6 separate regions of the Mus musculus genome follow, and all the other regions are linked to region 1. A link is a loop called in an ENCODE intact Hi-C map of the cell type or tissue named here. Cell type or tissue: gastrocnemius. All regions are shown on one strand. Links, peaks and the distances in the headings refer to the core of each region. The heading gives the core; the rest is flanking DNA.

The links. Peaks named below come from ENCODE experiments on the same cell type or tissue, not always from the same donor. Only the 100,000 strongest peaks of a DNase experiment are listed, where the experiment ranks them.
Region 2: it touches region 1 in a loop (6-fold over the local background); 19 of 42 quality-filtered maps call a loop at or near these places.
Region 3: a loop joins it to region 1, with 2.9 times the contacts of the local background. A loop is called at or near these places in 15 of 42 quality-filtered maps.
Region 4: it touches region 1 in a loop (2.6-fold over the local background); 15 of 42 quality-filtered maps call a loop at or near these places.
Region 5: it touches region 1 in a loop (4-fold over the local background); 13 of 42 quality-filtered maps call a loop at or near these places.
Region 6: it touches region 1 in a loop (15-fold over the local background); 20 of 42 quality-filtered maps call a loop at or near these places.

The regions. Positions count from the first base shown.
Region 1 is chr11:118,737,138-118,742,216 of GRCm38, forward strand. All of the region lies in intron 2 of Rbfox3 (RNA binding protein, fox-1 homolog (C. elegans) 3), which reads right to left. Among named protein-coding and RNA genes, the nearest start is that of Gm11750, 46 kb to the right of the region's middle. In gastrocnemius, for the core only: CTCF peaks have their summits at 880, 1,355 (motif pointing right), 3,044 (motif pointing left) and 4,327; DNase peaks (open chromatin) are centred at 1,372, 1,944, 2,479, 3,077 and 1 more place; H3K4me3 peaks cover 974 bases; H3K27ac peaks cover 802 bases.
Region 2 is chr11:118,645,871-118,650,949 of GRCm38, forward strand. All of the region lies in intron 3 of Rbfox3 (RNA binding protein, fox-1 homolog (C. elegans) 3), which reads right to left. Among named protein-coding and RNA genes, the nearest start is that of Gm11750, 140 kb to the right of the region's middle. In gastrocnemius, for the core only: a CTCF peak has its summit at 2,677 (motif pointing right); a DNase peak (open chromatin) is centred at 2,753.
Region 3 is chr11:118,968,871-118,973,949 of GRCm38, forward strand. It overlaps Gm35710 (a long non-coding RNA gene), which reads right to left. Exons shown (of 6, transcript XR_880341.2): 2 at 1-280. Among named protein-coding and RNA genes, the nearest start is that of Gm35710, 12 kb to the right of the region's middle. In gastrocnemius, for the core only: a CTCF peak has its summit at 2,800 (motif pointing right); DNase peaks (open chromatin) are centred at 2,802, 3,299 and 4,297.
Region 4 is chr11:118,443,171-118,448,249 of GRCm38, forward strand. C1qtnf1 (C1q and tumor necrosis factor related protein 1) reads left to right here. Exons shown (of 4, transcript NM_001204129.1): 2 at 522-680; 3 at 3,331-3,470; 4 at 4,631-5,079. The coding sequence starts at 526. It overlaps Gm11747 (predicted gene 11747), which reads right to left. Exons shown (of 3, transcript NR_045902.1): 2 at 4,960-5,079; 3 at 1,030-1,906. Among named protein-coding and RNA genes, the nearest start is that of Gm11747, 9.3 kb to the right of the region's middle. In gastrocnemius, for the core only: a CTCF peak has its summit at 2,872 (motif pointing right); DNase peaks (open chromatin) are centred at 2,881 and 4,372; H3K27ac peaks cover 807 bases.
Region 5 is chr11:118,506,044-118,511,122 of GRCm38, forward strand. All of the region lies in intron 5 of Rbfox3 (RNA binding protein, fox-1 homolog (C. elegans) 3), which reads right to left. Among named protein-coding and RNA genes, the nearest start is that of Engase, 32 kb to the left of the region's middle. In gastrocnemius, for the core only: a CTCF peak has its summit at 2,031 (motif pointing right); DNase peaks (open chromatin) are centred at 1,254, 2,036 and 2,493.
Region 6 is chr11:118,573,817-118,578,895 of GRCm38, forward strand. All of the region lies in intron 4 of Rbfox3 (RNA binding protein, fox-1 homolog (C. elegans) 3), which reads right to left. Among named protein-coding and RNA genes, the nearest start is that of Engase, 100 kb to the left of the region's middle. In gastrocnemius, for the core only: no CTCF peak of the experiment used is centred there; DNase peaks (open chromatin) are centred at 2,368, 2,989 and 3,556.

The sequences.
Region 1 (5,079 bases), core at 718-4,717:
TAAGAGAGGCCCTATTAATAAGTATGTCATCACTCCCTGCTTGCCTCTGAGGGCTCCATCCCAAGGGAGTTGTTGAGACATCCAAGCCACTGGCTTTGGTCCCAGGGTGTCACTCTCTCTGCCTGGGATACATGGTTCACATTTCTGACAGTTCTGTGGTAGGACAATCCCAGGCTGGCCACCAGGCTTGGGAGCCTCCCGCCTGCATCACACAGGTTGGTTGGCTCAGGGGTGGAAGAGAATAACTTCAAAGGAGAGAGAACAGGTGGGGCAGGAGGCCAGCTTTGATCCTGAAGGGCTGGGAACTCATTTCTCCATGTTACTAAGACACAGTCGCACATAGCTGAGGGGAAAGTGGTTGGCGACCATTAAAGCCTGTGGTAGGGGGAGCTGGAGGTAGGGTAGGCTCAGGGAGGGGATGCATTCATCCAGAGAGTGGTGTGGCCCTTGGACTTCCGAGTTCTGTACCCAGAGGCCTCGTCAGTAACATACCGCTTCGTACCTCCGCCTTAGTCTGGTATTCATTCAGGTAAACTACAGCACTGCATGACTGATTTTTTAAATTTTTAATTAAAAAAATTAAATGTATTATTAATTTTTTTGAGACAGGGTCTTACTATGTAGCTCTCTCTCAGAATTCACTCTGAAGCCCAGGCTGGCTCAGACTCAGAGATCTGCCTGTGTCTACCTCCTGAATGGTAGGACTAAAGATGTATGTCTCTACACCAGGGTTCATGTGGGATTCTTAAAACACTCTTGCCTGGGCTGTGTGGTCGGGTGGTCTTGCTGCTACTTTCATTGGCCCGTCCTCTCTACCTGCTGCAGTGCCTGAGGGTAGAGAACTACCAAGGCTTTGCAGGGTACACTTGTCAGTTTGCCCTCTAGGGGCAATCCTTCCAGCATTGCCCCCTTTAACCAGCAGGGGCTAGCTCAGGGTGCACCCAGGCAATGGGGAGCTACAGGGTGTGTGTGTGTGTGTGTGTGTGTGTGTGTGAAGTGTTAGGAACCCCTGGAAAGAGAAGCTTCTCACGGGGAGGCATCTTCTCACTCAGATGCCAGGGTGAGACACCTCTTTTCTAGCATGGAGGGAGATTTTCAGACCTCATAATCTCCAGCCAATTACACTACCTGCTCCCCTCCTCTTCATGCTCCCAGTAGGCTCCTCCACGTCCCTTTGGTGGTCAGTGAAGGATGGGGGGGGCGGTGTGTGTGTGTGTGTGTGTGTGTGTGTGTGTGGCCTGTGACTCTTCTATCAGTTCCCCCCTTCATCTCTCAGACTGGCCCTGGTTGGTTTTCGTGGACGTCAGTCTTCAAATCTCCAGCCTTGATCTTTTACACTGCCTCCAGCCTAACATCCACATTCCCCAGCAGAGCCACTGGGTGGCGCCACAGCGCCCTCCTCTCACCCTCACCTCCTGACCCTGGGTAACAAGCTGTCTGGAAGAAATGCTGGAGGGGAAGAAAGGAAGCAATTTAGACCCAGCACACATGGACTAGGGCTCCGGCTCCTGTGACTGAGGGGGACCTGGAGGTGATTTAACTTTCTTGGGCCTCGGTTTCCTCTTGTTAATTATGATGTCATATATAGCCCCCTTGTATCATGTTAAGGTTCAAGTTTATAACCAGACTGCCAATAAGATAGCCATGCATGGTGCTGCTTTTAATCTGACTCTAACTGACCACACCGTGTGAGCTGACATAGGAATAGACACAAGGCTATACGCATGCCAATATACCGTGCTTGCATGTGAGTTGGAGTTGAGGAACATGGAGACACGTGACGATCATTATGCAAGTATTTGAGGTGCCACACCGTGCTGTGCATCTCAGATTCACGACCTGTAATAGAAGCCTGGCCTGACCAGCTCTGGGCTTTGGATTCCTGGATCCCAAGCTCTTTTGCAGCAGTTTGCAGAGGATGTCTGCTGCCCCCTGGTGGAAGATTCTTTGCATAGCAGTGCTCCCATCAAGGCCGCTGAGGAGCAGGCTTCCCGCTTGCTGCCTCTGATTTTCACCTCAGTCTGCAACAGCAGTTGTTGTGAGTCGTGGCAATCCTTGTCAGGACAGGATGAGAGTTTGGCCGAGATAAATGGGACATGGACACTCCATCACGTCATTTCTCCCACCCCCTTAAGAGCAGCTGTTGGCCAGTCAGTGCTCAGTGGGCAGCGGCTGTCAAAGCTCTGCTTATGGCTTAGCAGCTGAAGAGGTTGCTATTCCCACTCTGCACCCTGATCTTGACCCTGGGCGCGGCATTTAACCCTCAGACCATCACAGGGCTGCGACCACATTGAAGCAATCGCTGTTCTTATTCTTAAACTGAGCCCAGGACCCCACTCCCTGCGGGTACCTGGACCCATGAACCAGCTGGTGTTTTGTGGCTAGCAGCCAGGCTAATCTTCCCATCACTTCTGCTGGGATACAGTCGGACTAACCTTCCCATCCATTTCAGGGCAGGGACTGCCATGTGACTTGCTTTGGCCAATGACGTGGCAGTGGGCGTGTTCTACTTCTAAGGGAAGTTTGCAGAACCAGAAAGCGGGGTGAACACTTTCCTCTGCCTACCAGCTGCCAGGCGTTTGCTTTATGAGCTTGGGCACTGGAGTGTGGTCACAGCGGGCCAGATTGAGGCCAGCAATCCACAGTGCCATGAGCCAGATATGAGCTAAGCTTATGGAACTTATTTGGAGTTGTTAGTGAGCACATCAGGGGACCTGCTGACGGATCCTTTACCCAGCTTCTCCGAGTAAAACCCAGTTCCTTCTCACAAACATAAACTTATTATATAATGTGCACCGCATCTGATGTGAGCAGCAGAAAAAATTAACAAGTCCAAGGTACTTTCCTGTGAACACTTGGAATCTCTAATGAGACGGATTTGGGGTTCGTAGTTACATGGTAACAGTAAAGGAGACTGGGGTCACTCCTCCTGCAATGCCCCCACTCCTACTTCTGTTCAACTTGTTTCTTAGAAGACCAAAGATGAGTCATGTCAAGAAGGGAACTGAGCCAGCAGTGCAGTTGCACGGTACACAACGCCACCTGGTGGTATTAACTGGCACAGACTGGTGCCCAGACAGCTGGCAGGGTCAGAATTGCCTGCACATAGATTATATGCAGACAGATCCTTCTGCTGGCGGCATGAACACCCGAGAAGAGGACAGAAGGCACTGGGTGGAGAGTCAGCAGGTGGGAAGAGGTCAGCATCACTTAGAGCTGTGGGAGCAGCCTACAAAGCCAGCCTTGTTGTCACTGAGACAGGAGGTTGGTGCAGAAGGTATCCTAGAACCAAGCCCGATTCCATCACTGGGACAGTGGGTCCCCAAGGCACAAGTGGCAGACACTATCAGGAAATCAGATCTCTACTCCTCTTCCTCTAGGTGCTAGGCTGAGGAGGAGGAAGCTCTGCCTGTTTCTGTGTACACTCCAGGCCTGAGAGGTGGTATACAGACCTCCCAGTGGAAAGAGTAAATAAAGGAGATGCACAGGACACATGTCTGCAGTACAAGGTAGCCTGCTCCAAGAGGCCTGGTCAGAGCTTTGCCACCTTGCCACGGTCATTCTCCAAGTCACTCAGCATCCATCCAAATGAAACAATCGCCCACGTGGGCTTTCCCTCTCATCTCTGCCACTTCTCCAAAGTGAGCCACACCCCCACTGCTGGGCTGTTAAGAGCACCGTATCACCACCCGCTAAGGCAGTGCAAAGTCAATGAAGACAAATCAGAGAAAAGCAGTGCAAGGACCTGGGAGCTTGACTTGTGTTCAGATGAGAGAGCCCGGGAAGAGCCATGGACCACACAACACTACAAGCAAGTTTGAGGAAGGAGGTGAGATCTTAGCAGATGCTACACAGAGAAGACAAAGCTCAGGAGCTGAGAAGAACTTTCTAGAACACCCTCAAGAATCAACATGAGAAGTGTCATGGCCACAGACATTCACTGGGCTGACTGACAGACCAGGCTGTCACAGCAGACCCACGTCTGAGCCTCACACAGGCTCTGCTGATCCCAACCTCAAGGGTTATCACCAGACGTCCCACGGTCTGAATTCACCTCAAAGGTGACAACCTCTGATCCTGCTCAATGGGTGCATTCCAACATGCCGACCCCTGCAAGCACAATGACATAGCAATGGCAAGTCCCTTGGAAAGTTCCAGAACCACGATCCAGCTAGTGATGGACAGAAACCGGCTCTGAGAAGCCCTGAGAGAAGCTGAGTCCTGAGTGAACACTGCCAGGCGTCCCCTCCCAGAGAGACATTGCTTGGATCTTATTCTTCTTGGAGTGGCTGGATCTGGCTCTGGGGTCCACACATCTGGCGATGCTGAGCCAAGTGGGGGCAGCAGAGAGCTACTTAGAGCATAGCTGGGGGGGAGGGGAGAGCAGGGAACTAGAGGTATCCTGGTTAGGTTTTTGTCAACTTGACACAAGCTAAAGTTGTCTAAGAGGACATCAGCTAAGAAAATGCCTTATCTCGGGAGGCAGAGGCAGGCGGATTTCTGAGTTCAAGGCCAGCCTGGTCTACAGAGTGAGTTCCAGGACAGCCAGGGCTATACAGAGAAACCTTGTCTTGAAAAACCAGAGAGAGAGAGAGAGAGAGAGAGAGAGAGAGAGAGAGAGAGAGAATGCCTTATCAGACTAGCCTTTGGGGAATTTCCTTCATTGATGATTGGCAGGGAGGGCCCCGCCCACAGTGGGTGGGCTACCTTTGGGCAGGTGGTCCTAGGGTGTATGAAAGTACAGGCTGCACAAGGCAGTAAGCTGCAGCCCTCCACTGGCTCCTGCGTTGGCCCCTGCCTTAAGCTCCTGCCCTGACTTGTCTTCACAATTCTGTAAGAAGTAAGCTGAAATAAACCCTCTTTTCCCTACTTGCTTTTGGTCGTAGTGTTTATCACTGCAACAGAGAACACCTGGGACCATCTGACGGTAAAGATGGGGAAGAGAAAGGAGGAGAGGAAGGGAGAGGAGGGGAGGGGAGGGGAGGAGGAAAGAGGGAAGAAAAGGAAAGGGGAGAAGAGAGGAAGGGAGGGGAGGAGAGGGGAACAGAGGGGAGGGGAGGAGGGAGGGGGAGACAGGAG
Region 2 (5,079 bases), core at 587-4,586, 91 kb before region 1:
CACAGCAGGTCGGGTATCCCATTCCATCAGAACTGGCACAGCCACGGTGCCTGTCACTTCTTTGCCCCACCTGTTACAGCACACACCCCTCCCTTGCCCATCACTGGGTCTGGGCTCCGGGCTCTCTCTGCCCTCTATAAGCACAGCTTGCCTCTGCCCTGTCTGCTTGGTTCTGCCAGAAGCTTTCTGAGAATTCTGTGGTAGGGGGGTTGCCCTGTATCTCCCACTGTAAATACAGATGTGAGTACTACAATTGAGTTTAATATTTAATATAATCGGGTTAATGCACATTCCAAACACCATAAATAATCATTAGCCGAGGGTTCTAATTGTGCTGGTGGGATCTGGCCTCATGACTAATTTAAAGACCAGAAGACATTCCCATACACAGCTCCCTGAAACATTGTAAATCAGCCCACGGCCCTGTCCCTGCATCACAGCTGCAGGCTCTGCAAGCCAAGAACCCCACCGACCCTGGCCTTCTACCCACTTTCACATCCACCTGGCCAAGGTGGGGATCACGTGCCATGGGGGCTTGAAGACACACCAGGCCAAGGGTCAAGGGCAGCCACTGAGGGTGGCGCTGGGAGGGGACTCTGTGGGTGAAGGGTGCTGGCATTTCGGAAAAGAGCTATCAATGGATGTCACAGACATGAGGATTCTGGAAATGCCAACCACAAGTCACAGAGTCACTGACTTCTTGGTGTCACTGGATGGTGCCACCGTGGACTGGGTGCTTATGAAGGAAGAGGGCTGTTCAGCAGAGTTGTCGGAGCGCACCCCCAAGGGACCTGAGCTTCCTAGGCAGGCATGGAGGACAGTGCTCTCAGTTTTAAGTTAGGGCACACAGCCTGCCAGGGTTGTGATATAGGAGAGAAGGAAGCCCGAGGACCATAGCTGAGACTGTGGCCGTACACAGAACCTTAACCTTCTATGGGGGTGGCAAGGTGGCCACACGGGATGGGAACCATTGTAGAAAAACTAGGAACTGAATTGGTTGCAGCCAGGGCCTTTCTGCTCTGGTCTGAGAACAACAAGACTCTCATTTGTATTCTAAGACCCAGTGTGTTCCCCAAGATCTGATGTGTTCCCAGGCCTTGATGTGCTCCCCCGAATCTGACAAGATCCCTAGGCTCTGATGTGTTCAAGACTTGATATGTTCAAAACATATTTTTTTCAAAGCCCTGGCACAGAGCCAGCCACTCTTGGAGGGAGGGTGAAGCCTATGAGACTCAGGAAACTAAGACTCTGGGCTGCTCATCCTTAGCTGATCTACCTGTAGTACAGAAGACGGGTGGCAAGACTGTAAGGACCAGAAGACCAGGAGTCTGCTGCGGTACAGTGTCAGGGAAGATGTACCCATGAATTCTCAGTGAAATGCTTGAACAAGCCTGGCATAATGTCGCCACCGTCCGGACATGTCAGTGTGGACAGGGAAACTCCATGTGGCCCCACACCTAGATGAAGAGCTATAGGTCAGTCGGCAGAGAGAGGGAGAACCAGTTTCCTCCAGGGCTGAAGCTTAACACAGGTTGTCCAATCTCAGATGGTCAGCCCTGGACACATATACGTATGAGCAAAGCGAAATTGACTCAGTGGGTTTTATATGTGTATTTGTACGAATGTGTTGTGCTTATGTATTTATACATATAGCAATAACAATTAAAGAAGAGGTTACTAATCTAGGAGGGGACATGGGAGGAATTGAAGGGAAAGAGGGAGGGGTAGAGGTAATACGGAAGCAATACTCTGCACAAAGTCCTCAGAAATAAAACTCCTAAAAGGGGGGGCAATGCAAAAAAGTTCTAGACTCCCTCACACGGCCCTAGCATCACAGAAACCGTAACAGCTGCTGTGAGAGAGAAGTCTTCCGTGGAGTGGACTGTAAAGTGTGCAGGAAGCTTCGAGGGCACAGCCTCCTGGGTTGGCCTTTTTGGTGACTGCAGCCATCTTTGAGGCCCCCATGCTCCTGTAAGTGACCCCAATAGTGAATTCACACAGCCAGGTGGGTGAAATCGTTTTTTAAGGTGTGTCCTTAGTTTCTGTGTGGGGTGAATAGAAAAGTCACACAACACCCTGAAGATCCCAGCACTCCTGCAGCAAGATGGCAGGCCAAGATAGGAGACTCTCTGGGAGCTCATGGGCCAGCTGGTCTGGTACAATGACGAAGCAACAGAGACCCTTTCTCAACAAGGCAGAAGGTGAATAACACCCAAGGTTAACCTCTGACCTCTGTATGTGTGCCATGATACATGCAGGCAAGCCCTGAGCTCACAGGAATGCTCTCTCTCTCTGTCTGTCTCTCTCTGTGTTTCTCTCTCTCATTCTCTCTCTCTCCCTCTCCTTCTGTGTCTCCTCTCTCTCTCTCTCTCTCTCTCTCTCTCTCTCTCTCTCTCTCTCTCTCTCTCTCTCTCTCTCTCTCTCCCTCTCCAAAAACAACACCACGAGAAAGAGAAGTTTTGTCCTGAGTCCAGAAAAGCCAAGTCCCTGCCCCCGATGGCCCACTGGTTAGTCAAGTTCCCTGATACCAAACTGCTAGCCTTGTCTGTGTGGTGAGATGGCTCAGAAGTCCACCATGGGCCACCTACCCCTAGAAGGTGAACTGGAAGCTAGAACCTCCCTCATGCAGGTGCCTAGCCCAGCTGGAGTCTGCGGGAACTGGCCTACCCAGGAGGTGGCGCTAGAGAACAGACAGGTAGCATCCAGCTGGCCTGCTACTGGCCTTTGCGGATTACTGAATTCCACCTGGAGCTCTGCCACCTGCAGCCCTCAGGGCTTGGTGTCGCTGGCAGGGTGTGTGGACTCCAGCAGACCTTAGGATAGAGCTGCTGACTCAGCCCTGCAGGTTGTGGCCACTTGCCATGGTCAGCTCAGCGTCTGCTCAGCTGGAGTGGCTGGGGCAGGTGATGACAGAACAGGACCCGGTGGCCACTGGACCTTAGTGACAGAGGAGGAAATGGAAGCCAGGACAGAGAGGCCCACAGTCACATGTCCTACAGGTGCAGGGTCAGCATCTGTTCCCTTGCTGGGTCCCAGGAAGGGGAAGCAGTGTTGACAGCCATCCCTGGCCGAGGCTCAGACAGTGAGGGGTAGAACTGTGTCTACAACCCCGCTTGCTGAACTTAGCATCATGACAAGAAAAAGGTTTAATGTAGGGGACATGGGACTGGGCGGAGCCAGCAGGAGGAACAGATGGACAGGCAAGGAAGGTGCCTCTCTTTCTATAGGTTGGGCACACGAGAAGAGTTTACCACCTAGTGGGTACTCAACATGGGAGGACATAAGTCCTAGCACCTAGTGGGTACTCAGCATGTGAGGACGTGAGTCCTAGCACCTAGTGGGTCTCATATGTGATGACATGAGTCCTAGCACTTAGTGGGTCTCGCATGTGATGACATGAGTCCTAGCACCTAGTGGGTGCTCAGCATTTACTGTCAGAGCTCTGCAGCATGTAGCTGTACATTCCATAACCTCTAAACCTTCCCCACTCACTGTGTCCTAGGACCTCTAAGTTGATGCCGTGATTCCTGTGGGTGGCAAGAACCTCTTTGTCACTGTAGGCAGTAGGTGACGAGTGACCAAGTGTAGGAGGTCATCTATTCTCCAGTTCTAATGATTCGTTTGTATCAGTTCCAGTCAGATTCCCCCCACTACCCTGCTCTGTCCAGCTAGTTCATAATCAGTAACTGCAGATCCACCACAGCCATTGTCTGGCCCACTCTCTGCAGCCAGCAAGGTGCAGACACCATGGAGCGTTTATTCTCTGTCAGCCTGGGGATGCGGGGCTGACCCCGGCCCTGCCAGCCTTCTCCAGCAGAGACACTTTCAGGAAGGAAACTGCAGGGCAGTCACCATTGGGAAGTTAGAAAAATAGGCCGGTATCATCCAGGGTTAACTTCAGAGAGTCTCTGCAACTCAGACATCAGTGATGCAGAATGGTGTGTGTGTGTGTGTGTGTGTGTGTGTGTGTGTGTGTGTGTGTGAGAGAGAGAGAGAGAGAGAGAGAGAGCATGTGTCCCCATGTGCATGTTTGAGAGTGTGTGTGAACATGTGAATGTGTGTATGTGTGTGCATGTGTGCGTGACCACATGCATGTGCGTGCATGTGTGAGAATATGTGTGAACATATGTGTGTGTGTGCATGTGTGTGCATGGGTGAGAGTATTGTGGATGCGCACGTGTGTGTGTGCGTGCGTGTGAGTGTGTATGTGCCCATATGCATGTGTGTGCATGGGTGAGAGTTTGTGTGAACATGTGTGTACACATGTGTGCATGTGTGTACATGTGTGAGAGTAGTGTGTGTGTGTGTGTGTGTGTGTGTGTAGAGTGGCAGTGGAGTCCAGAGGAAGGAGCACCATCACCAGATGCATTTGGAAAGACGGAAGCAACAATTTGCACAGGCTGTAAGGAAGCCATTGCTCCATACATATGAAAACATGACAGTTCTATTGGGGGTATCTGTGTGAAAAGGCCGGGAGATGACACCTGGAAGGTCACAGAGACTGCATGATCATGACACTTGTATGAAGAGCATGATACCTTACTCTCAGGGGACATCTGGCTTGCTCCAGATGCCTCACAAGGTAACTCTGTGCCCACTGCAGGGAGACACACTCTGTTTGCCCTGAGCAGCGGAGAGCCTGTGGAATGAGCCTGTCGTCAGGGCCACCTCAGCAGGGGGACAACCAGGCTCAGGTGGGCATTCACTTGGTGAACTGCTCTGTTTTTGTCAGAACTGTGTGAAAGTTTTCAGGGACACGGTGTAGGCTGGAACCAGATGGTGAGACATGTATCTGTTTTCTCCCAGCAGAGCCGGCAGGGAAAGGTAGAGTCCACTGACACCTAGGCCCATGTCAGGGACTGTGCAGAAGCTGTGTAGGCTGCCTTGGGGACACGGCTTTGTTCTCCTTGATATTTCACTCTTTGGGCAGAACTTCCCATAGTTCTTGAGAGGAGGACTGACTCCCAGTGAGTGTGCACAGGAGCGACAGAAAGGGCTGCACTGGAGGGGAAGTGCCCCAGTCTCCACGTCACACAAGTCACCTCTGTAGGCAGGTGCCCACACCAGATTTCCCCAGAC
Region 3 (5,079 bases), core at 764-4,763, 230 kb after region 1:
GGTTAACCAGGACGGACAGCGAAGGGCTCCGCAGAGGACAGCAGGGGTCAGCCGCTGACGTCTCAACTAAGGATGCGGCCCAGCCTTTGTGTGCATACTCCAGCACAGGTTTTGCTGCCCCAGCAAACTGCAGGCTTGACAAAGGCTCAAGGGTCCCCGGTCACTGATGCCTTCCTGCAGTGGATTTCCCAGAAGAGCTGACCAGCAGGACTCTGCCAAACAAGTACAATGTAGGTGGCCGCAGTACCCTGAAGAGCCTTTGACATCTGCTGGTACCAATCTAGGGAACATATGGAAAGATGTGAGACAGACACATCAGAGGACACGCTGGACTGTCTGGAGCCACTGCCCGAGATGAGAACAGAGTGGTCAAGCAAGGATGAGCCAATCGCAGCTTCTCTCCAGGCCCAGTGTCCCAAGAGAGAGACGTGCAAAACCTTTCAGAGGGTCCCTTTCCGGGAAGGGAGCCCCCACTGCACCAACATGAATGGTGTGTGCCCCACTTTGCCACGCCTGCAGGTTTATGGACAACTGCAGCTGTGTGGTCTCAGACAGGATGCCTAGCCTCTCTGCTCTCTTGGAGCCCATGAACATGAAGCAAAAAAGTTACAGACGTGAAACTCTGTAACTCTCAGGGTTTCCCACAGCCTGAGAGGATGCAACAAATGACTATTTCTGTTCACCTGATGTGCCTCAGTATGTGTGTGTGTGTGTGTGTGTGTGTGTGTGTGTGTGCCTGTGTGTGTGCGTGTACATGTGCTTGCATGTGCAAGTGTGCGTGCTTTATGCAGGTGAATGTGTGTACACGCATGTATGTACATTTGTGCTTCTGTTGTACATACATATTTGTGTGTTTGCATGTATATGTCTGCAGGCTTGTATGTGCAAATGTGTGTGTGTCCCCCTGGAGGCTTGCAAGCTTACACACGTGTGTGTGCTTCTGCATGTGTGTGTGTGCTGGATAGTTTTCTGTCACCTTGACACAAGCTAGAGCCATCTGCAAGGAGGGAACCTCCATTGAGAAGATGCCTCTGTAAGCTCCAGCTGTGGGATGTTTTCTTAATTGGTGACTGATGTGGGAAAGCCCAGATAAAGCTGGTGGTCTGGGGTTCTATAAGAAAGCAGGCTGAACAAACTGTAAGGAACATGGCCTCTGCCTCAGCTCCTGCCTCCAGGTTCCTGCCCTGCTTGATTTTCTTTAGTAATGGACTATGATGTGGAAGTGTGAGACCAATAAACCCTTTCTTCCCCAACTTGTTTGGTCCTGGTATGTCATCACAGCAATAGTAACCCTAACTAGGACAGAGTATACCTGTGTGCACATACATTTGTGCACATGCACAGCTTTCAAAAATCAGAGCCTCTGGCTTCAGGGGAAAGCCTCCTGCAGAAGCCACACCGCTGCTCTGCTTCTACACCAACCGGGAGCCACAAAGACCCGTGTGAGGGGAAGGCCTCTCCCAGCCTAGGACTCTGCTTAGAGAAATAAATGTATTGTTGTCACATTTCCTTAGGGTGCCACAGAGAAGCTGGGGTATGGGGAGACGGGAAGAAGCCACAGGAGGCAGACACTTCTGGAGCAATCCTTGTCTCTCTGTCTCTCTCTCTATCTCTGTGTGTGTGTGTGTGTGTCTGTCTGTCTGTCTGTCTCTGTCTGTCTGTCTCTCTGTCTCTCTCTCTCTCTGTGTGTATGTGTGTGTCTGTCTGTCTCTGTCTGTCTGTCTGTCTCTGTCTCTCTTTGTGTGTGTGTCTTTCTCTGTCTGTCTCTCTGTCTCTCTTTCTCTGTCTCTCTCTGTCTCTGTCTTTCTCTCTGTGTGTGTCTCTCTGTCTCTCTGTCTTTCTCTCTCTCTCTCTCTCTCTCTCTGTGTGTGTGTGTGTGTGTGTGTGTATGTGTGTGTGTGTGTGCATACCACTCTCCTTGCAAGGGTGTCTTCCCCTGGTCCCTTGGTCCTCCAAATCCCAGCACCAGGTCTAACCTGTGAACCCCAGAGCCTAGACCAAACACCAGTTTCTGCATAAGCAACTTTGCCAAACCCTGGTCTGGGCTTTGCCGTATGATGGGACCATGAATCACCATGGTAATTATAACCACAGCAACGCACCATGCCAGCAGTGACCTGGCCTTAAGTAGACAGCCCCTACAAGTCCTCCACAAGAGGAGTTCAGGATTCCCCCCTGTAAGAATAAGAAATCCCCCTGCGGAGCCCTGCAGACTCCAGAGCTACTGCAGTAGGACAATGATAGGGAAGGGAAGAGCAAGGGAACAGACAGAGGACAGGAGGTGCAGCTGTCCATGGGGACAGGGAGGGGTGCTACCACCCCTGCCGTGACTGTGGGGAAACATCAGGCCCCATGACAGGAGAGCCATAGTGGGAAGAGGGCTCAGAGATACCAGAACCTTGGTTTCCTCTTATGTAGACAGCACGCAGGGGACACGGAAAAAGGTGGAAGGCAGAGCCTTGTGACAGAAAGCCACGTTGCTGCCATGGAAGCAGCTAGGAACATGGGGGTGTCCAGGAGAACGAGGTTAACAAATAACACAGGTGTCCAAATAAAAATCTGTGTACCTGTGTTTGCGGCAGCCCGACAGAATAGAGACAGGCTGACTGGTGGAGCACACGCCCTCTGTGCACAGCACAGGGGTCTTCAGCTCTAAAACAAGAAACTTCTAATGCCTACTCCCGACAAGGACCCCAAAGACACCAGACACGAGAGGATGAGACCTAAAGAGTAGCATACTCCCTGCAATCTCCGTAGAGTGGCGTAGTGACGGCCGCAATGCCCAGGGCTTGCCGCCAGGGGGCAGCGTGGGGCGGCGAGTGACAGGGATGGTTCCTTAGGGCTCCAGAAGTAGCCCCACATCTGGATGAGGACCGCAAGCGCGCCGGATAAGCCCCATTCATGCCATTCAAATCCCTACTCTACAAAATGAAATTTAAGAAAAGTCAGGTCATTAATAATCTCAGCGAAAGCTCAGAGTCTCCACCATATCATTGCGGGATCCCCAGAACGCTGACTCAGCTTAGTCCCACAGCCCACCAGAGGTGGGTCTGACCATCCCAATGGAAGGAATCAAAGCTCAGAGATGGTGGGTCACCACCGAAAGCCATCCAGAAGCTCAGAGGCCGAGTGGAGACAGAAAGGGCATAGCTCATGGTTTGACTTTTAGAGTTTGAAAGGATACAGGGACATGGGGTGGAGGGGGTAACAGGAGGCCCCCAACATGGAGGTGAAATCTTGGGGACCCACAGCTGGCATTACGCAGGGGAGCCAGGGGGTGGGTGAAGAGGAGGAGCTGAGCCTTGGCTGTGCCCCTGGAGCAGGTGCCAGGACACACACCGCCGTTCTCAGGGCAGAAGGAAATGAACACGTGCCCCAGAAGCCCAGGGCAGGGTTAACCAAGAAGAAGATTTTCTTTTCTTAGCATTTTTTTGAGACAGAGTCTTATGTAGCCCAAGCTAGCCCCGGACTCATCGAGTTGCCAAAGGCTGCCCCTGATCCTCCTGTCTCTACCTCCGGGGTACTGGAACTACAGGTATGCACCACCACACTCTGCAAATGGAAACAAAAAATTTTTTAAGTATTTTGGGAGATTACCAACATTGGAACCCCAAACTTGAAATTCCCCTAGAACCTCAGAGCCCAGGATACCCCTACAGCTCTCCTTTTCTTGGACGGAGGACTGTCCTCATAGGAGGTAGATGCATACTGGGCTAGATGCCTGGCCTTTTGCCCTTCCGCTTGAGAGTGGGTGTCTGAGCCCAGAGCTCTCTGGAGCACCCTCCTTCCTCCCTTCCTCCTCTCAGTAGGACCTTCCCAGTTCTGATGTCGCCTCTGAGAAGCAGCCAGACCGATCCTTGTCACCCTGGAAACGTCTTAAGGCATGTGGGGTCTTTGTGTCCTGGAGCCTCTGAGCATCAGGGCTCGTTTGTGAAACCAGCTCACCCTCTGCAAACATCCATCTACCACAGAGGCTTCATCCTGGGGTGTGCCACACGCTGAGCCAGGGCTTCCCCAAGGTCCCCTCCAGCACTGAGAGTCCAGGCCCAGCTGGGCTGCTAGGAGGGGCTCTGTGACCCCAAGTGGGAACTGGGCAGCACTGAGCCAGGTTCTACAGAACATCCAGAGGGACTTAGAGTGGACCCATCCTAATTCGGCCGGAGGTGCCGAGAAAAGCCCCTGCAGGGGCAGGAGCAGATGGGCGAGCTCCGGACCCCTACCCAGCCCGCCATCTGTCCTGACAGTCGTCCGTCTGCCGGGCAGCCCCTCCTCCCAACTCACCATCTGCCACCCTGCCAGGCCCTCCTCCTGGCTCCCCAGGGGCTTGGGAGGGATAGAGCAGGGGACAGAATCTGGCCTGGCTGCCTTGGACCAGCCCATCTGGCACCTCCAAGGGACAGGGCAGAATGGGGGAGCAGCCAGGGCATAACGTGCCTCCAAGGCAGCTGAAGGCCCTGGATGAATGTCTCAGAGTCGGGGCCTGAGAGGAAAAAGAGGGAGCCAAACAGAGCAGCCCTCCTCTGCCTGGGCAGCCAGGTCAGGAGGGGTGGCAGCCATGGCAGGCATCCAGACCCCCTCAGTGGCTCCCAGTCCCTGTCTGGCAGCTCTTAGGAGGCACGGGATGCCTGTGTGTACCTTCTTTCTGCCCCCTTCACCCTGAGCCTGAAAGGCTCTCTTCTACTGAGGATGTGTGTTGAGGGGTTGACCCCTGGGGATTCAAGCCCACCAGAGTTCAAGGACACCAGGAACCCCAGCTAGACTACCAAGGTCCACCCCCAACCCCACAGCTGTTCCCAGCAATTTTCTCAGAAACCATGACAAGAGGTCAGGGCCAGCCACTGGTGTCCTACAACAGCCAGGGGTCTCCCCCCTCAACCCCCAAAGAAAACAAGCAGTCCCACAGAGTCCTGGGCCAGAAGCAGGTAGGAGGGAGTGCTACAGGAGACAAGGTAAGATTAGGCTGTGTACAGACTCTGAGGTCTGGGAGGCCCATGTGGGGCCGACCTGCATATGATGCACCCCACCTCACAGCAGCCACCTGGCCCCTCCTCACCAAAAATGTCAGAGGCGTGACTCTTG
Region 4 (5,079 bases), core at 666-4,665, 290 kb before region 1:
GCTCGAGCACACACACATATATACACACACACCTACACTTTCTTTGGCTAGCGGTGGGATCAAGGAGGGGCTTGAAGGACAGGCTCCATATTGGAAGAGAAGGGGTCCGTCCTAAACTTTTGCCTGAAAGCTGAGGGCTGTGAAACAGGATTGAGTTGGATGGATGGATGGTGCCTAAGTGCAAACGGACACTCACTGAGCGCCCCCTGGTGGCTGAAAACTGCTGCTGCCAGTTTCTGCCCACCGGCCCGTCTAGGGAGGGTTAGTTGCCCAACTCTACTGGGATTGGTTTTGCTCATTGACAGGTGTCAGCAGGTGATAGGCTCTCCTTCCTGAGAGACTGATGCAGATGACCCTTTGCTCAGTGATTCAACAGCTCTGGTCGAGGTGTGTGTGTGTGTGTGTGTGTGTGTGTGTGTGTGTGTGTGTGATGTGGGGCCGGGCAGGCAGACAGCTCTCACTGTTGGCTGTTCTCTGTAGAATCCCTTCCTAACCCATGCCCTCTCCTTGTGTTTTGGCAGGAAGATGGGCTCCTGTGCACAGGGATTCATGCTGGGATGCTGCCTGCTGCTGGCCATCACCTGGGGCCCCATCCTGAGCCTTGTGCCACGAGTTCAGGAGGAACAACAGGAGTGGGAAGAGACAGAGGAGCTGCCATCTCCTCTGGATCCTGTGACAAGGTAAGGGCCTGAGATAGTATGCTGGCGGGGGTTCTCCATCTGACCGGGTCAAGTGTTTGAGGTTTGGGGTGATCCAGATGTGATTGCTTTGAGCTGCAAAAGGCAAAGTGGGAGCTGAGAGGTAGCGCTAGGGAGGCTGACCCTGGAGGTCCGTGACTTGAGCATCTTGTCTGATTATGAGGATGGCCGTTCCGTCTCATCCTGACACCAGGGCAGCTGGGTCTATGAGAACTTTACATTTCTGTCCTGAGAGGGCACTTGCTCTGTCTTCACCTGTAGCTTGGCCTCCCAAGAATAAGTGCCAGGGTTCTGGGAATGCACGTAGGCAGGAGGCAGAGACAAGAGGTCTCAAGCAACTTACTCATTTATAAAGCAGTGATACAGTCTAGAAGGCTCACTCAGGCTCATTTTCTCTGCCAGTTAACGAACTAAAAAACAAAACAAAACAAAAAAAAAACAAAAAACAAAAAAACCAGGAAGAATCTCAAGCACAAGCGACCTCAGAAAAGAAGTCTCAAACGCCACAGACAGCGGCAACAGCTGAAGAAAGGCGTTTGTTGGCGAGCGAGGAAACACACGCAGCTGACACACAAAGAAAAGACCCTATGCAAAGCAGAGAGGGAACCCAGAAAGCCAAAAAGTCCAGTCTCTTCTCAAGGGCTGGGGCGGTAGACTGGCCTGTGACTGTAAGGTAGCATATCCTGATCTGGCCTTGAGCTTGTTGAGCGAGTTCAACAACAGAAGTCTGCTGGTTTGGATACCAAGACAACAAAACCTTTGTTTTAAGCTGCCACGCTTTTGTCTCAAGTCAGGAGGGCGAGGAAAAAGCCATCTTGGAAAATTCCACACCTTTACTGTGACCCCTCTCCCTCTCTGTCTGCGTACCAGGCTAGGAATGAGCCGGTAAGGATGGACCGGCAGACCAGGCATCAGCTTCTCTTGAGAAGTTATAAAGGACTTGAGGATGGCAGTCCCTTGTCTTCATGCATGTGACCCTCAGCAGACCTAAGACTGTGGGGAAATATTTTGTAGGGTCTTCAAATGAGAGGCATGCACAAGGCTCCATGCTGACTTGGGCTTTCCTGCCCATTGGCTCAACTTAACACCCAAGTTTCCGGGCAGAATTTGGTGCCAAAAACCCAAAACCCTTTGTTTCTTCTTCCTCTTCTCTGTTTTCATTCAGCAAACATTAAGTAGCTGCTGTCAATCAGGCCGTCTCCCGGGTCCTAGAAAAACATATGGAGGACATTCCTTGGTTACTAGACACTCCAAGGCCACAGGGGGACAGTACACACGATACAGTACTGGCTTTGGAGTACGGCTGCATCCACAGTGCCGTACCAGGGTCCTCCTGGGTGTGGGAGAAAAAGGCAGAATGCTATAGGCTGAGGTAGGTGGGTAGTGCAGGAGGGAGGGTGGTTTGGGATGGTGGGAGCTGGGGCCCAGGGCTTGCCTTCATGTCTGTGACCCTCAGTGGTTTACAGACCCAAGGCTATGGAAGATATTTTGTAGGGAGAGGTATGTACAAGGCTCCGGGTATTGGAAGTTTTAAAGCCTGAACCTGAGGCAGCTGAGTGTGAGGGAAACCCTCTCATGCAGCCTTCATTCTGGAGGGGATAGTGAGTCCTACAGGAGAGGTTTGTATTCAAGAGGTTTCTGGAAGGAACTGTGGAGGGAAGCATCAGAGAATGCATTGCTGGTGGAGAGACAAGCTCTAGGACCGCTGTTCACATGGTGCATTAGAGATGGTAAGGTCCCAGGATGGTCCTGGGGTGCTTTGGATAGGGGTTCACTCCCCAGGACTTGCTGGATATGGAGGGAGAGATCAGGGGGCCAGAAGGCTCCATTCTGACCACTAGAATGTATTGGAAAAAGTATTTGGAGACAATAGGTTTCAGAGTCCAAGGGTCATTATGAGGCCTTCAATTCTGGACACAAGACACCTGTGGGACCTGTTGAATGGGGTGGGGTAATGGAGATGTCTCACAAGAGGTCTGAAGCTTAGGAGACAGGCATGAGTGAGTGTCTTTCTCCAGGAACTGGGTTTTCATATGATTGGACTCAGGGCATATGTGGATCCGTGTTCCAGATGGTCTGGGGGTAGACTGGATCGGGGTTAGAGAAGGAATGGCTGGCTTAGATTCCTCTGTGTGCCATGGAGCCTCTGGGAGGAGAGCAAAGTGCAATGTTGCACATGGCCATCAGGTGGCAGTGTAGAGCCATTATGGCCCAGCAGCAGCTGTAGCCCAGAGGCACCCAATGAGGAATTGAATGGAGACTTTAAAATGAGTTGCTGGTAGATGTGTTTCAGATCCATAGCCCAGTCCTTCACCACTGAAAGACCTGGTATTGAGGGAGTGGCTTCGTCATCTAAGCCCTCAGGTCATTGGCATTTGTGTTATCTTTGCTTTGGATATATTACAACCGATAGTTGTGTGTGTGTGTGTGTGTGTGTGTGTGTGTGTAGGGGTGTGTGGGGGTAGCTGTCTGCAGTTTGAGTTGGGACCTCAGAATCCTCCCCCATGCCTATGTTAAACAGAGCTTGCAATTCTAGGGGAAGGAGAGCAAGGTGAGGCAGGCCATGTGTCCACAGCAGCAGGAGAGAGTTCCCAACACAACACAAATCAGGACTCTTGGCTTATTCCCCTAGGCCTGAAGAAACACGAGAGAAGTATAGCCCTCGCCAGGGTGAGGACCTCCCCACTTCTCGGTGCTACCGATGCTGTGACCCCAGCACACCTGTATACCAGACAATTCCTCCACCCCAGATCAACATCACCATCCTGAAAGGTGAGAGGCTTTGGACATGGTTTGGGGTCTGGTTCCCCGAGGCTGCTTTATAGACATGGAAAGGGAGATGTTGCTGGGCAGGGCTGAGCAGGAATGGAGGGTCACTACCATAGAGCAGAGGTGGGTGTCTTCTGGAGGGAAGACATTTTGATTTTTGAGCTGTGACCCTGTTTCATGAGCAGAAGAAGAACCTTAGAGGTGGTTCAGTGGGTTAGAACAAAGCAGGAGGCCCTGAGTTCAAATCCCTAGCACCCACAGAAAAGCGAGGTATGTGTGCCTGTAACCCCTGTAACCATCATGGGGAGGGGCGGGGGCAGGCGGACTCTAGAGTTAGGCTTTCTTCTCTCCCTCTACCTCTCCCTCCCCCCACCCTCTCAGATTTATTTATTATGTATATAGCATTCTGCCAGAAGAGGTCACCAAATTTCATTACAGATGGCTATGAGCCACCCGTGGTTGCTGGGAATTGAACTCAGGACCTTCAGAAGAGCAGTCAGTGCCCTTACCCACTGAACCATCTCGCCAGCCCGAGTCAGGCTTTCTGAAGCAATAAGATTTACTGGGAGAGCTTATGTTAGCCAAAAGGTGAGGGGAGAGAAAAGAGGACACACACATCCTCTCTGGTCTCTCCAAGTGGCCTTAGGGCGTGTTTACATACATGTCACATGTGTGACACACACACACCACCACACATACATGAAGAGAGACCTCAGGGATTCTGCCCAACCCTATTTGCACAGGACGTGCAGACCTGTAAGGTCTTTGTTTTGAAGCAACACTCAAGCCATTTCTCTGAAATGCTGTGCTGTCTAGATAACTTCACATAACCCCGGAGAATGCTTACAACCTAGATCCCCCCCGCCCCCACTGAGTCCTGACATCTGCAGTCCATTTACTCAGAGTGAGCCCAGGCCTGGCCACAGAGCCTGCTGCTTGCAGACAAACCCATATGCTCCTTTATCTCTGCCAGGACTTTCCAGAAAGAAACTGAGAAAGTGTGCCCTTTGGATGCACACAGGCCAACTGTTGTTGACAGTGGAAAAGTTATTACCACTAATGACGTGAGCCTCCTGCTAAGGGGCACCAGAGAGGATGCAGGGATGTGGAGTTAGATGGCAGGCTGGCCTCCCTTGAAACCTCGTATCTTTTTTGTCTCTTAGGCGAGAAAGGTGACCGAGGGGATCGAGGCCTCCAGGGGAAGTACGGCAAAATAGGTTCTACAGGTCCCAGGGGCCATGTTGGCCCCAAAGGGCAGAAGGGATCCATTGGAGCCCCTGGGAACCACTGCAAGAGCCAGTACGCAGCCTTCTCCGTGGGCCGGAAGAAGGCTTTGCACAGCAACGACTACTTCCAGCCCGTGGTCTTCGACACGGAGTTTGTGAACCTCTACAAACACTTCAATATGTTCACTGGGAAGTTCTACTGCTATGTGCCGGGCATCTACTTCTTCAGCCTCAACGTGCACACTTGGAACCAGAAGGAGACGTACCTGCACATCATGAAGAACGAGGAGGAGGTGGTGATCCTGTATGCGCAGGTGAGCGACCGCAGCATCATGCAGAGTCAGAGCCTGATGATGGAGCTGCGGGAGGAGGATGAGGTCTGGGTG
Region 5 (5,079 bases), core at 350-4,349, 230 kb before region 1:
GCCAGGTCTGCTATGAGCTCCCTCAGCATAAATCTCTCTACTGAGTTCTACCCTCGGTGGCCTCTTAGCCCCAAACCACTTTTGCTCTCCAAGAAGTTCTGGGGTTAAGTGCCTTCTGGCGTCAGAATGGGGTTGGTTTCACGACTGGCTCCCTGGTTATAGCTGTCTGTGAGGTGCTGCTACCTCAGGCCATAGCCTCCCAAGTCTCCTTCTTACTCTGGCCAGTCTGTGTCACTCAGGACCCCCAGGGGGGTTGCTCTAATTATTAGGGTGAGTCTCACCTAGACTGTCCTCGTTGAGACTTGCTAATTGTCCTCACTGGCTGGCAGGCAGCTTGAAAGGACTCAGTTCAAGCCTACCTCCATGTAGGTCCTGTACAAGGCCTGGGGACCCAGAGGCAGCATGTGTAAACACTCAGCCTGTGTAAATGTCCTCAGTGAGGTTTGCCTTCAGCATGGCTCACCCTCAGCTGCATCCCCAGCAGCAAAGGCAGATGGAGCAGCATGTCCTCTGCACTGGCCGGTCCTGCCCAGACCAGTCTATCTCTCCTCCACTCATCCCTAAAGCCTTAGCTTCCAGGACAGGCGCTCTGAGGTGGCACACACAGGGGTTGGATGCTCCACCTCCCACCCTGGGGTTTCTTCTCTCTCTGTTGCTCCAGAGGCAACACCAGGCCACGAATGCACCCTCTAGTGGCTGTCTTCTGATCCCAATGCCCCACAGCCCCTCAGGTATTGGGGAGCAGCTCCCAGATACATCCATGAGTATCTGAGTCTTCCTGGGGGTCGAGGCAGAGGCATCACTGAGAGGCACAGAGGTCAGTGTTGGTGGTTGTGGCCTAAGGCGCAGAGGGAGCTGCTGGGCGCTTGATGGGAGAGACACAGAGGTCCCTTCCCATGGGCTTCCAGGAAACACCGGTGTTCTCGGGCTATTTCAGTAGATGATATTCCAGGAGTGATGATGGGTATGGGTGCCCTGGAGGCAGAATAGTCAGGAAGGCTGTGCCCAAGGCTAATGTGCCTGGGTCTGTGCAGTGGCTGAAAAAGATGGAGCCCAAATGGACAGTCTCTGCCAGAGCACACTGTGGCTGAGTAGCAAGGGGTGAGCCTTTGGGTTTCAGTTGGAGCGGTTTGCTGGCCCTCCCTGTCTCTTGTGAGTCCCTTACATTCTAGTGTTCAGCCATGAGGCCTCTGATCTGGCTTCTGGCAGAAAGTACCGTAGTGACCAGAACAGAAGGCTCGGATGACGGTTCCCTGAGACCAGGTGGCAGCAGCAGTGGGGTTGGGAGACATGTAGAGCTGCAGAGTTCACGTCCAAATGTCCTCTAGAGGCAACTCAGCTGAGAGGTTAATACATGGCACAGCTGTGGACATGGGACTCCTTTTCTCTCTCCCACTCATGTGGACAGCCCCATGATCTGTGTCAGCAGATCAGCTACCTGTGTCTGAACGGTTTTGGTAAATACGTGTCGTCTGAGCCCCCTGTGTAGAGCTGTAGGTATGACCTGGCCTCCCTAAGTGCTCCTGAGAGGCAGTGGATGGCCAGAAGCCTCAGGCTTGCTAAGCCATTATTTAATAACACCACCCAGACGCCCTATGAGGATAGCTGGGCTTGGGCGGGAAGACATAGGAAGTAGAAACACCCACAGTGGGCAGGAGTGGTCGGTTTTGTACCAGGCTCACCCCTGTGGGGGAACACAGGGCAGCGGGCTGTCTTTGCAGGAGCTGACTGGCTCTCTAAGGGTGCACCGGGGCACCTGGAGGAGCTCTGTTTTACAGCGCCACGGCTTTGCTCTATTGCAGAAAGCGAATGTCAGCTAGACTCCGGAAGGGATGGCTGTGCCCCTGGACAAAGGCAGAACATCCCAAGTGGCCTGTGATTATTGAGGCCCACAGCAGGTGTAGGTCCCCCCTTCCTTGTGGGAATCCACATAGCAGGCAGCTGCAGGTGTCTCTCTACTAATTAAGTCATCTTCATCTTGGATTGGAGGAATGCAGCCTGGCTGGTGGCCTGCAATGTTGACTTCTGACCAGCAGAGGGAACCAATGAGCACTGCCAGGTGGCCACTCTAGCTCAGGGATTTAGAAAGCTGGCCAGAGAGGGCCGCAAGACCATACTACTGAAGCTGAGGTGTCCGGAGGAGCTTCTTCGTTTCCCCCGCACTGCTCAGCAGTGTACGGAAGCATAAATGGGCTCAGAACCTATAAAATTGTAAGATGTGCTGAGAAACCCCTTAGTGTAATTGCATACCTCTGGCCCCCAGCAGGGCAGCTTCTTTCTACCATTTACCACAGTGGTGCTGGTGGCCTGGCTGACCCTTCCATCTGGGAAGAGGATCTGTGCCCGGCCCTGCCCAGGTCTTTGCTTTCGGTCCTCAGATGTAGAGAAGAAACAGCCACCAGGACCCCTGACATCTCCCAGGATGCTTGTGGTTTTTAGTGTCTCGCCTGTATCATGGTCTGATCATCACAGACCCTTCCCTCCCCCACCTTTACACATTCAGGGCTGGGTGCCAGCACCTGGGGGCTAAGGCAGCGTTCAGAAGTCTGACTCCCTTTGCCTGGGCCTGCCAAGCTCCACACAGAGGAGGGTAAGTCACCCGGGTAGGATAGGCAGAGGCGTTCTAGGTGGACCGTGGGCAGCAGAAAACCCTGGCTACCCCATTACCAGTCCAGAGGCAAGCTTGGCTGGTGTGGCATCTAAACTGGATGTTGGATTTTACTCTCTCTGTTCCTCTGCTCCCTCGAGTACAGAGTGAAGCCACTCTGATGGACAGCCAGTGGGTTTGTGGAAAGGGGCTGTCTGTTTGTGGCCCTGAGGGGTCTTTTTTCTTTGAGTGTCTTTCAGAGCCCCAGGCTCTGTGCTTCCACTGGATGTTGTTGACACACCACGCCTCTGCCAGCTGGTCACACAGCAGCTGACTAACTGCATTGTCCTATCCCCCATAAGCTGGTGAGCCATTGCACTGAGGACTGACCGTGGCTGGGTTCATCTTCTCTTTCCTTTTCATGCCTACTTAGGAGCAAGGAACCCAAGGCTTTAGTTAGTGATGGAAGAAAGAACTCACTTTACGCCTCTCTGCGTGACTACACCTCCTGCCTGCCCCTCACACCTCCTCCGTGGCACTTTCTGTGTGTGTAGATGTTGGAGGATATTTGAACACGTTGTGGACCCCATGACTATGAAATGGAAAAACCTTGTCGTGGTGTGGCTCAGCCCTCCCAATACAATTTTAATCCAAGAACTAAATAAAGTCAACCCTAGGTCAAGAGGGGGAACAAGCAGCGAGCGGACAGGGTGGGATATTGCGTTGAAGGTATTTAAGACGGCGTGGAGAAGGAGGAGGACTTTTTCCTTCTGGGACATCGGTGAAGTAGGAAGGTTGGCTGGTTGCTTGCTCTGCTTCTCTACCTAGGGTTGATTTTATTGAGCTCTTGGTGTATGCTAGGACAGAGCCACACCATGACAAGGTTTTTCCAGTTCACAGTCTTGGGGTTCACAATAGGTTTAGCTATCCTGCAAAGCATTCGTCTCTCCAAGAGCTTCCTTCTGTGTAAGGACTGGGTGTGAGCCCGCTGGGCTTTCAGTGTTGGCACCCACGTGACCTTGAGTGAAGGAATGAATGCTTGAGGGTGTGTCTCCTCTCTGTATGCTGCAGCGCTTTCTAGCCCTATTGGTGATGGCACGCAACACCCTGTATTGCCTTCAGCAGGTGGCCCTGGACGGTAAGAGATGCGAGACTCTGAACCCATGCAGGGAAGCTGCTGGCTCTCCAGACTTCCTTCCAGGATCACAGATGGGGGTGGCTCTTTCAGAAGGGACCTCCAGAATGTGGGATACAGAGGAGGTCCCTTGTGTGACAACGAGGAGTGGTCCCAGGAATGACCATGGCTGAAAGTCACTGGGGTTGGCTAAGGAACAAACTGCTGAAATCAGCCTAAGGACCATTCCAAGGACCCTGGTGGTCAAGACTTCTGGAAGTAACAGATGGTTGGTGGACTGTGTCCCTCAGGGTTGGACATCTCTCTATTGCTCAATCTTTAGGCATTGTGTCTGGGCAGTGGGCTGTCAGAAGAGTCCTGAGCTGTCAGGAACAGGGATCCCTCAATTCTGAGCTGGGGATGTTTCTACATGGGGAAGCCTGCTGGATGTTGCAGGTCACATAGAGACCCTGTCCCAAAATAAATAAAACCCTCCTGAGCTAAGGCCCGGGAATATGTCTCTAAAGGAATAGGGGACAAGAGGATGCCAGGCTGGTATGACAACTCCTGGGCCACCTGTTCCCTCCTGTGCATCAACCTCAGGCCAAGGATAACACAGACCTCCTGTCTTGGGCAGGACCAGCCTCTTAGAGCTGACTTGGTGGCTGCTATCAGTGAGGTATGAGCATGGGCTGCACATCAGCAGGAGGAAATTTCTCAGGGGAGAGTGGCCCTTGTGGTGTCTGTGTACATGGGAGGGTGGGGAGGAGAGCAGGACGATACCACGGCACTTGGTGGCCATTTCCTGGGAAATCAAGGAAGGTTCTGAGCCAGGTGGGAGAAGCTGGTCTAGACTCTCTAGACTCAGTTACCCGTTATCCTGGGACCCCTCAATCCTAGTCTCAGGCTGCTTAGGGAAAGGCCCAGAGAAGGCCAGAGTGAGTGGAAAGAGTTCTCTGAATATCTACAACGATAGGCTGGGGACATCTGACCTGACTGGCAGGTGCTGGCTTTGCTGCCGTTAGGCAGTTCCTCTGAGAGGCAGCTTCTCTGGGGGCCAAACAGCTTCTGGAGTCTCAGACCCGGGCACACCTCCCCTCCACCGAACTTCGTCCAAGGGGGAAAGGGAAAGCTCTACTTGCACAGGTGCTCCCACATCAGAGGTCAAGGCTGGTGTTTTGGGGGAGGGGCAGCCCTCGGTGTCCCTAATGTTCTCTCTCCTGCTGTCTAGCACCTTCTACCTCCCCGGGTTAGACTACCACATCTGCCCTCATGGTGGGATAGATATGGCTAGAAAATCTGATACTGAGACCCAAACTCTCCAGTCAGACAGCAGGACGGTCTGGGCTTGTGTGCTCCTCAGAGCTCTGACATTCTC
Region 6 (5,079 bases), core at 508-4,507, 160 kb before region 1:
TTCTCGGCCTCCCTCTGTCAAGGAATCCAGAGCAGTCAGAGAGAAAGGGCTAGGTCCAGTGCAGCCTGCTGTAGTCAGCACCCACCTTTCAGCTCACCAAGGGGTCCCCTACCTAGAGACACCATCCCCCTGCCTCAGCAGAGACTGCAGCAAAAGTAAAAAACCCGCGTGCAAAGGGAGTTTATTTATCTGTTTAATTAAGAGGCGTTTGCCAGCCACACTGGGCTCCATCCGTCTCACTTACAACCACGTCCCAGCAAAATTAAACATAATAAATACTGGGAGACTGAAAGCAAAGGGCACACTCGAGATATACGGGGGAAGCCAGAAGCTGCACAGGGTTGCAGTTATACGGGCATCTTTCTTTTGCAAGTGTCCCTCCCCTCAGGGGCCCAGGAACCTGAGGACTGTTCCCGTAGAGAGGGCTTTGGATACCTCTGTTTTCCCACTCAGCATAGTTGCCAAGTTTTCTTTATTGTAAGTGAGCCCCAGGCCTCCTCCCCTCTCCCCCCCTCCCCTGCAGAAAGGGAGTGAGCTCAGGGCAGACTATGGAAGTAGCAACCATGTGGCTCAGCACCTCCAGGCTCGGTGGGCTAGAGGCCTTGGCAGTAGTAGCTTTGAGAAACTCCTTGGACATTCTCTGGGGCATCTGGGTCCCCCATGCCTGGAGAGGCGGTTGTCAGAACCTGAGCTGAGGTTTGGAGAAAGCCTAATCCCAAACCTTTGGTCTTGTATGCTAGCTGTGGTCACCATTGTATGCTAGCTGTGGTCAAGCCACCATTCAGAAACTGGCCCCAGGATCTCCCAGGAAGAGGAAGCTGGTGTGTGGACACATTTTCGGTTCCACTTCAGATCAGAAAGATAGGGGATGCTGTTGGCTAAAACTTCCCCCAAGAGTAGCAGCAACAGTAGAGGAGATGGATGCCCGTCCTAACCGGCAGCAAATGGAAACAACCTCGCTTGCACTTGGCTTTGCTCCTTCTCAACTTTTCAGAGTTGTCTCACCCCAACCCACCTCCCTGCATTGTCACATGGGAAGATGTAAAATGGCCTGTTTGCTGTATGACATTCTTAGGACCACAGGAGTAGCCCAAGGTCCACACAACCAGTAGGAGGTAGAGTCCTGCCTGGAAAACCAGACTCCAAGATCTGGGAATTCACGGAAGCCCTTGGCTTTCCCTTTGACTGAACTATTTGGCATATGCCCTTCTGCAAATATCTTCATCATTAGCCCTTGGCTCTCTCTCCTAACAGGATCAACCCTCAACCAAATCTGTTAATGGAACAGTCATTTGCAATAGCCCAGGCATCTACTAATCGCGCTGCTGCTCGGGCTGGGCGGTAATTATCTCCAATCTCTGCTTTCTCGTTAGGTGGGAGGTCACAGGAATCCAGTGGGCTGCTGAACCCTCTGATGAAGCCGAGAGAGAGAGAGAGAGAGAGAGAGAGAGAGAGAGAGAGAGAGAGAGAGAGAGAGAGAGAGAGAGAGAGAGAGCGCTTCTGGCCTAGCCATCAGGCATCCTTACCCTACTCTGAGCCGTACCCACCACCGTAGACCCCACCTTGCACATGCATGACCTTGGTGTCAAGACCACAAGTGACCCAAGGGAAAAAAAAATCCTGCGAATCATGAAAAACCATGTGTCTGCTTGGGTATGTAGATGCCGGCTTAGTGAAATGAAATACCCTGGGATTTCCAGGTTCCTGGTGCAAATGGGGCTGAGGGCAGCTTGTGCTAACATCACAACAGGGTCCTTTTGCAGGACACTGATGTCCAGGACACTGGTGTAAATTGCAGGGCTTGGGAAAACCTGTAAAATTCACTGACCCCAGAGCTAAGTCACTTGGGTTGCCCTCGGCAACCCCACTGCAGTAAGGATGCTCCAGAGAGCATCTGTATCTTCTCTAGGTTCTTTATCCCTTCCCCCGGCTTGGAATTAGAGGGGGTAGCCAGAGGCAAGGGAGGCAGGGCTGCAATGGAATTTGGGGTGTCTATCACTCAGTCCCTTGCCTTGGCCAGAGGGCACTGAAGCCTTTCAGGACAGGTGCCTTCTCCTGACTGTGTTTCCTTGGAGTGCTCTATGGAAGGAGCCCCTGATGCCTCCCTGGGGAGCCCATCCAGGATTTTATCACCATGACTGTCAAGGAAGTATGCCTTGTATCTAAATTTTATTCAGAGGGTGAAGGCCTTTGGGGAGTAACAAAGGGGAGCTTGAAGCCACTGCCACCTTCTCTAACTCCCAGAAGAGGGTGGGGGTCACCCCTCAGGACTTGTAGAGCAAAGGCTCTGTGTGGAAGGAAGAGCTGAGCAAATGCAACATTAGCACTAAGCACTGAGCAGGCTTCTTGCCAGGACGAACATCAAGTACAGGGCTGCAAGTTTGGGCTACTCCAGGGTGGGGGCTGGTGTGAACTGCCGTGGAGACTGGTGTGAACCGCCACCGAGGCTGGTGTGAACCACTATCGAGTCCCATCAGAATTGCATCAAGGAAGCAAAGCATTTGAGGTGGGGCAGTGAGCCCGTGGGAAGGGGTCAGGCAGGGCTTCCTCCTTTGCAAGGGTCTGGTGCAGCTCTGCAGAGAGGCAGCCAGGGTCCTCTATGCAATCTGACTCTTTACAAAGCTGATGTGGGAGGTCAATGGACTTTCTACCTTGCTGTCAATTAAAAAAGAAAAAGAAGAAGATCTTACTCCATGGAGAAACTGGTGGCCCTTTCTTCACTGTTGAGGGTTGGGGGGGGGTGTGAAGATGACAGACCTGACCATCATCTCCTGGGTTCCCTGTGCCAAAGATCAGTAGGGCCCTTCACTGAACAGATAAGAATAGGATACACGTGGCTTCTTCCTGCAGAGCCAGAGCCAGCACTCATAGAGTTAAGAAGCCACACCGTGGCTTCCGGAAGCAGGATGCTGGGGACTTGGCACAATGTTCTTCCCTTGCCATCCGTGCCCCCTGAAGCTGGAGCAGCCGCTCATTAAAAGCTCATTAGGAGCCCACGGCACACAAAGGTCCTGGGAGGCAGCAGTGTCCTGCCAAAGCGTGTGGCCCTGGAGAGGCCAGTGCACAGTGTCAGGCAGGCCAAGCCAAGCTGCAGACAGGAGCTGGGTGACCAAGCGGTGACAGGCCAGGTATGGGCAGAAGCCTCATGGGAGCTGAGTTTGTCTCAGGACTCAGCTGTAGGAACCATCTCTGCTGGCAGACAGCAAAGAAACAGACAGACACTAACCCACAGACTTTCCTCCCTCACCCATAAGGTAACAGGGCTTAAATGTGAATTCCTTCCCTGGGGCCTCGGAGAGAAGGGGCAAGGGGTGCCAGGGTTGGGGCGGGGATGGCAGGACCCAGCCAGCATCAGCCTTGCCTGGCAGCTGAAAACACACACGGTGGGAGCTCTGAGGATAGCCATCCCCTGTGAGCATGAGGTGAATAGAAAAGGACCGTGAATCCAGAAACAACCCTATGGGGGGTCTAATGCTTGCCGGGGAACAGGGCAACCGGCATGCTCATGGTGAGGCTGTGGGACAGCATCATGTCCTCTGGTTCCGCGGCCATCCTGTGGAGGAGCCCCTTCTCTTGATCCGTGCTAGCCCTGGGGTCCAGCGCTGTTTCGGCACTAACACAATTCCCCAGTGCCAAGGCATGGGGTTTCTGAGAATTCGCTGGCAAGGAGGTTTAGGGAAAGTTGGAATGGGCTTCGAGCCCTGGGCTGCTCTCTGCAGCTTCCCTCCGCAGCTCCAGGCCTTTCCTCCCGCATTAGGCTGGGGGAGCCGTCTGTTCCTTTTCTTACGTCCGCGGGATACTGTGACTTTTGATTTCTGCTTGATTAATATACAGCCAAGAGACACTGTATTTAAGGAGGTTCTAATTCTCTCAGGTCACCAGACTCGGGAGCGGCAAAGCCATGAGGAGCCAGCCCTGCAATAGATCAAACACTGGACCTTCAAATCGCTCCGTGCCCCAATTTTTCATCACTGCTGCCGTCTGATAACCCTTTCAGCCAGAAGCCAATCTCCTTCCTCCTCTGGGGGTGGGATCAGGGGCTGGATGTGGATGTCTGTGCCTGAAACCTTCCTGGCAGCCACGTGGCAAGGTAGAGAAGGACACAATATTCCAGCCCTGCAAGAGTAAGCCTTGCATCACCAAAGACAGACAGACAGATCCTGGGGTGCTTGCACCCTAGGCTTCCTGGGCCAGACAAGGAATGTGTACATGAACCTTTCTGGTTGGCAGGAGATGGTCAGGGTCTGGGCCTACTGATTGCCACAGTTTAACAAAACGTCTTCCCAGCCACTCAGGACCCTGCACCATGTGACTGCTTTTTCTTTCTCCTTCTCTGACCCACCCTGAGGCCTTCTCTGTCCATCTTTGGCACCCTGGCTGTGTACACCACCACTCCCATTCTTTTTCAGTTTCCAGTTGTCTGCTAGCCTCTCCAGGAAGGCAAATACTTGCTCTGTTCAGTACGTAGGGGCTCACTTGCATGGTGGGGAGCGGGGGTAAAAATGCCCATGTGGAATCTGTTTCTTCGGAAGCATCTTTTACAGACCCAGCCCGTGTTGCAATTTTGGGAGAGATCACAGAGAAGCACAATGTGGGAAGATTATACTCAGCTTGTAAATTACATCCCAGCTGGGGCGGGGAATGCGCACATTAACCAAGAACCTGGTACAAAGCAACTCTCTTGAAGAACTGACTCCTTGAGGATCAGGTTCTGATCAATGCTCCCTGCCGCTGGCTTACCACAGAAATGTCTGCACAGAAGTTGAGAGGAGCCTGGCTCTTCCTTCCCAGGTCCAAGCCTGACTCTTGTATTTATTTTCTCCCCACCAAGCCCCACAGGACTACCTCCTTCCATCCACTTAAAATATCATCTATAGATTTTCAAATTATTGCTACACTTTCCAAGAGAAGGCCACAGTGGTTAAAAATTAACAGCAAATTTATAGGAATTCCATATGGCAATTACAGAATTATAATGAAGTGGCTGCCACTTGGCCGAGTGTGGGTAATTGGAAAACCACGCTGGGAGACTAGAATCTTTACGGTATTGGGATTGTATTTTTGAGAGTAAATGCTGTG